Linked DNA regions of Homo sapiens: region 1 is linked to region 2. Evidence: chromatin loops called from intact Hi-C (ENCODE). Cell type or tissue: PC-3. All regions are shown on one strand. Each heading gives the region's core, and the rest is flanking DNA. Links, peaks and the distances in the headings are about the cores only. Region 1 has its middle 53 kb from the start of BMP3. Region 2 has its middle 120 kb from the start of RASGEF1B.

What was found. Peaks named below come from ENCODE experiments on the same cell type or tissue, not always from the same donor. Only the 100,000 strongest peaks of a DNase experiment are listed, where the experiment ranks them.
Region 1: a loop joins it to region 2, with 9 times the contacts of the local background. A loop is called at or near these places in 37 of 110 quality-filtered maps.

The regions. Positions count from the first base shown.
Region 1 is chr4:81,082,606-81,085,526 of GRCh38, forward strand. No RefSeq gene overlaps it. Among named protein-coding and RNA genes, the nearest start is that of BMP3, 53 kb to the left of the region's middle. In PC-3, for the core only: a CTCF peak has its summit at 1,604; a DNase peak (open chromatin) is centred at 1,626.
Region 2 is chr4:81,350,202-81,353,122 of GRCh38, forward strand. No RefSeq gene overlaps it. Among named protein-coding and RNA genes, the nearest start is that of RASGEF1B, 120 kb to the right of the region's middle. In PC-3, for the core only: CTCF peaks have their summits at 1,664 (motif pointing left) and 1,866; a DNase peak (open chromatin) is centred at 1,650.

The sequences.
Region 1 (2,921 bases), core at 193-2,692, 270 kb before region 2:
GCCTGAGAAAGGCTATGCCAGTCTGCTGCCAATAAAACTGATGTGATGTAGTAAAATTTATAAACGTTCAACAGTCCCCCCTTTTTTAAAAATAATCTTTCTGATATCTAGCCTACATTTGATTCAAATTTCTTTTTCTAAATGAAGTTTTTTCTTATTATAAAATATAATTTCAATGTATAGAACAAAGAAAATATAGATAAAAGAAAAAGTATACATGATTATACCACCTGGAGATCGTTACTGTTAACACAGTTATATAATAAATATAAGCATTTTTTAGAACTATAATTTTATCCTGCTGTGTCCTCAACACCTAGAACAATGCCTGGAACATAAGTGCTCAAATTCATAATTGTTGAGTGAATCAGTTAAGACATGTATGTAATAATTTTCTTTGCATTCACCACCCATTTGAATAAGAGGTCTCCCTTACTCTCATTAATCCTTATGAGCCCTCAAAGAGAAAAGGCACACTTTAATATTTTGACTATCTTTCCCAAAAGCAAAACCGAGCACAAGACCTTAAGAGAGGCTGACTAAGCCCAGGTGCAGTGGCTCATGCCTGTAGTCCCAACACTTTGGGAGGCCAAGGTGGGTGCATTGCTTGAGCCTAGGAGTTCAAGACCAGCCTGAACAACATGGTGAAACTCAATCTCTACAAAAAATACAAAATAAAATTGTGTTTTGGGTTTTTGTTGTTGTTGTTTTGGTTTGGTTTTTTTTTTGGTCGTGGTGCGCACTTGTAGTCCCAGCTACGAGGGAGGCTGAGGTGGGAGGATTGCTTGAGCCGGGGAGGTCAAGGCTGCAGTGAGCTGTGATTGTGCCACCGCACTCCAGCCTGGAACACAGAGCAAGACCCTGCATCAAAGGAAAAGAGGCTGCACAAACAGAATTCAGAAGCGCGTAGAGCTTTTGCATGTTATGATCCACTTAGCAATCTGAGGATCCTCCTGAATTTTAAGCAGCAGGATTGGGTGGTTGGCTCATATCAGCTTGTGTTCCAGTGTGACTCCTAGCTTGCTTTCATCTGCCTGAAGAGTAAGCCCCATTTGTTCTATTATCACATCATCTTCTGCTTCTTCCCCCAAAATGCATGTCTATTTGTGTTTCCCTTACTGAGGAAGTTTATACTTATCAAAACAAATTTCATGTTACTTTTCATTGTACCACTTTTAATTTAGCAACCAACAATTAAATAAACAAAAATATCCTGGTTTTATGTCTTTCAGAATTGAAAATGCTCCAGCTCTAATTCAGTTTATAGCTTGCTTGTAAATCACTTGAGACAAATTGTTATCACTGATTTTGATTGAGTCACGTGTCCCATGCCCTAAATATATTTCAAAGATTATTGGGTAGAAAGAGGTAAAGCAAATCTCATTACTAAATCAAACTGAATAAATTACATAATAATAATAATACATAATATGTTTTACTAGTTTTAAAACTGAGTGACTTTGTACTGTGTCAATTTAGCTAAGCCAGAAATATGTTTCCCAGAATTCCCTTTTCAGTATGGTTCTGAGTTAGGCCTTTTCACAAGAGAAATTTACATAAGATCTGAAAGGCAGACATGAGAAGCAGCTATATTTGCACTCCAGGGGACAGTATAAGTCCAAGTACTGCTGCAGCTCATACACATTGTCTCATCTGTTGACTCACCTTGTTGGTACAGAGCACAGCCAGGCCTATGGTCTTTCCAGTTCCAGCTAGACTGTTCCTTCAGCATCTTCAAATCCTAAAGCAGGAATATTTTAAAGGTATCAGCTTATCCTGTAGGTCACCTAAATGACCAAGGCTGGCAACCAGGAAAGACAGATGCAAGTTCCAGTTTGTCCTCATGTGTTCCAGTTTGTCACTACAAATTTGTTTTTTCCTCAAGGATTCAACTTTTTTCTCTTCTGTCCATTTTATCCTTCTTCCTCCATTTTATGTCAATCTTCCCTTCCCAAATTAGTAGTTTAAAACAATGCACAATTATTATCTCACACATTCTGTGGACCAGGAACTCCAGAATCATTTGTCTGAGTCCTCTGGTGCATGGGCTGTCACTAGGCTGCAAAATATTGGCTGGGGCAGCAGTTCCATCTAAAGGCTCAACTCAGTGGAGGATCTGCTCTAAGTTCAGGCATGTGATTGTTGACTGGAGTTGGCTCATCATAGGTTGCTGGACTGAGGGCCTCATTTGCTCACTGACTGTTAGCCAGAGCCTCCCTCAGTTATTTGCCACGTTTACTCAAATTGCAGCAGCTGGCTTCCATCAGAGCAAGCAAATGAGAGGGAGAGAGGCTCAGGAGAATATACGCGGAGTCCCCTTGTAACCCAATCTCAGAAGTGACATCCCTTCACTTTGTTTATATTCTGTTTGTTAGAAGGAAGTCACTAGGTTCAGCCAGTACTGGAGAGGAGGGGATTATAAAAGGCCATGACTACCACAAGCAGGGATTGCTGGAAGCTATCTTTGAAGGTGCCCACCACACCCCTTCAAACAATCCTCTGAGGCATCTTGCATGTGTTGTACAGAACTTCTCTCATAAAAAGTAAAACTTCTAAGAATCTTAAGTGCATTTTCTCAGAGCATCTTTAGAGGAAAGATTTGTGACTGGCTATTGTCTAGTGGACTGGATTATGAATTCGTATTTGAAAAATCATGAAGTTTTTAAAAGAAATGTATCAGCTTGAAATAAAGAGGCAGAAACAAGCTGAAAAGAGGCATTTCTACCATCAAATTTTCACCGGCATCAAAGTGGCTAAGATGCCTACTCAGTTGAAAAATCAGCTATATCTTATGGAAGAGGAAGGATGGCTCAGAAGGCAGAACCAAGATTCTAAATGGTGCCACCATGAGCTATGAAGAATGACTCACAGGGAGTAGGAGTGAGTCCTAAGCCAAGAAAAGCTCACGTGTCTGGCCAAAT
Region 2 (2,921 bases), core at 242-2,741:
CAGTAATTTTGCTTACTCTTCAACCACTGCCTTGGCTCTGGGCCAAAGTTACCAGCAGCATGCTGAGGGGTTACAGGACGGAGTGACCAAAGTGGCAGCGGGCTGAGTTTATTGAGACTCCCAGAACTGTCCCCCCTTCCACATCACATATTACATTATTAATGAGGGGAAAGTGACCTTCTGTACCTTATTTAAAAAATGCAACCACTTGAGATTTGAGCAAGTGATTGGTATGGCTCCAGATGCCAGGAAGCCCAGATTTCTCCCCCAGTCTCTCTCATGCAACCCTTATGCTATTAGTACTGCTCAACTAATAAAGAATATTGGATTTAATTTAATTTTTGGACAGAAATCTCACCAAAAGAGATTCGTTCACTTGTTTACTGTCTGTTTTCTGCACTAGAAAATGTTTCCTTAGAGCAGAACCCTGGTCTCAATTTGCCAGTGTGTTCCCAGTATGTGGCATCAAGTAAGTTCTCAATAAATACCTGTTGGAAAGGACGAATAAAGAAAAAAATGCTTGTAAGCAGAAAAGAACGAAGAGTTTGATCATTTTAGAAGCAAGACTAAAAGAAGTAAGAAAGGAAGGAGCTAAGAAGAAGAGTCCAAAATAGTAGAAAGAACAAAAACAGGAGCCAGGGGCTGTCCTTCTCCGCCAGACAGTCCTGCTCAACCACCCACTCTGTTATCTCTCCTGCCAATGCGGCAGAGCATTTTAAAGGTAAAAAGATGAGGGACAGGGATCAGCCATTATTGCTCACTTCAGCCCACCTTTATGCTGGGTTCCCAGCCTGCTTATTCTCTGTGAGAAGGCTGGAGGATGCAGCCACCTGGCCAGCCACAGTGTCCTGCCTGGAACATGTCAGGTTGTGTAAGACCCTGGGAGGACCAGCATGTTAGCCACAGTGTTTGCACTGGCACCTCTTCCTCCTTCTGCCAGGGCCACGTATTCCTGGCCTTTGTCTCCCACTCAGGAACCTGAGACTCAGGCTTAAAAGGCTATGGAAGGGCAACATGTATTCCCAACAATGAACTGTGAAGTCACCTTACCCATAGTCCTGGCCTGTATTTACTAAGGGCTAATAAGCTGAGTTCTTCATATGCCTTACTCCACTTAAGCCTCACCACCCCTCCAGGAGGTAGCGACTGTGGTTATCCACATTTCTCAGATGAGCAAACTGAAGCTGAGAGAATTAAATAACCTGCTCAGTATCACAAAGCCGAGTAAATGCTAGAACTGGCATATAAACCCAGGCCAGTCAGCTTCTAAATGCTTTTAAGCGTCATTACCTTCAAAAGAGTAAAACTCTACTTTGACCTTTCTTCTTGTCTTTGGTACCTTGCTCTCAGGTTAGCCGAGTACCTGATTCCCTTTTCTTCCATTATTGGTGTGGGGGATAAATATCTAAGTACTGTATATTCATCTAATTTTCTCTGCTTAGTCACCATGATTTCTAAAGAAATGTAGCGATCTTTGCATATCTGTTTAACTTTTCCATGGGGGTCATTGTAAGGGTTATTTTTTAGTTGTCTGCTTTTTCAGGGCTCCCTCCCACCTGCTGTAGCCCCAGAAACCATTCACACACCCTTTAAAGCAGAGAAGTGACATCTACCTGCTTACACTTTCTGGGCCGTGCTGCCCTCTAGTGGCTAAAGTAAATGCGGCTTCAGCTCAAGCCTCGTTTACATCTTAAGAGCCCAGAAGCTACATGTTCTTAAAAGGCTCCCCGATATCCACATTTAAGGCCAAATCAACATTCAGTCACAGTGGATTCTTTTAAATATTTGCTTGCATTTATTGAATGACACAGGAACAACCACGGTCTATCAGTCCCCAGTAATCCAGGACTGGGATATAGATTCAAAACGACTGTGCGAGATATTTCCAAACGAAACATTCTTCATTTCCTGGGCTTCAGGTTCCAAATCATTTCTTATTGTTCCTTTTTCCTTTGATCAGAAACTAAGAGAAAGCTCTAATGTGCATAGAGAAGACAGCGGTGGTAATTAATGTGTTGCTCTATGAGCAGTGCCTTCCTTTTACATGTCACAGAGGGAGCATAAATCAGATGGCACTGCTGTTTTTACAATGAAATGGAATGTGGAATGCAGTCTCCTTCGGAATTCTGACATTTTCTTCTAAATTTAAGGAAGAAGTAGGGATTTTGCAGGAAGACTGGAGAAGCTGGTAATAACTCTCTAAATTGCCAAATGTTATAAGGAGGTAGAGGTGAAAGTTGTAAGTCTATCTAAGATTTGTTTGTTTGTTGGTTGTGACCGTTTTTAAGAGCTTGTGTATGAGAAAACAAAAACTTGGAAGCTGTGTCTACATAAAGCTACAAGATTGACCATACTGACTGGATTAACCCATGATTCTGTTGTTCTTCATTGAGTCCACCAGTTGTTTTGATGATTTGTAGACATGGCACAACTAGCCCAATGAATTAGGCCAGACCACAAAGTTTGTAGAAACTAAGCTTGCAAGAATTCTGACTTGGACTCAGTTCCAGGTTCCTTTCATTTCAGTTTTATTACCAAAGCAGCAAACAACAGTGCACAAGTTATAGAGGACATGAAGGATACAAACGCTAGATGTTGTTTGCTGATGCCTCACATATTCACCCCCAAGTCACATCCAAATCAGCCCACGTGGGTAATGAATCTCCCAGGAGAATGGAGCCACACTCAGGTCTCATGGGGAGATCTACATATCAGCCAGAAATCCTGGAATTCAAGTAGAAAGCAGTACCTGGGAATTGGGGGTTGCTTCTCTTGAAGAGGGTATAAATGCATTCCACATAAAGAATATTTATGTAAAGGAAGATGTGAACGGATCCTGGGTGGTCCAAGAGGTACAAGGTTTCTGATATTTTTTCTCAACTAAAAGATCCCTGAACCTATAGATGGATGCAGTTTTTGCT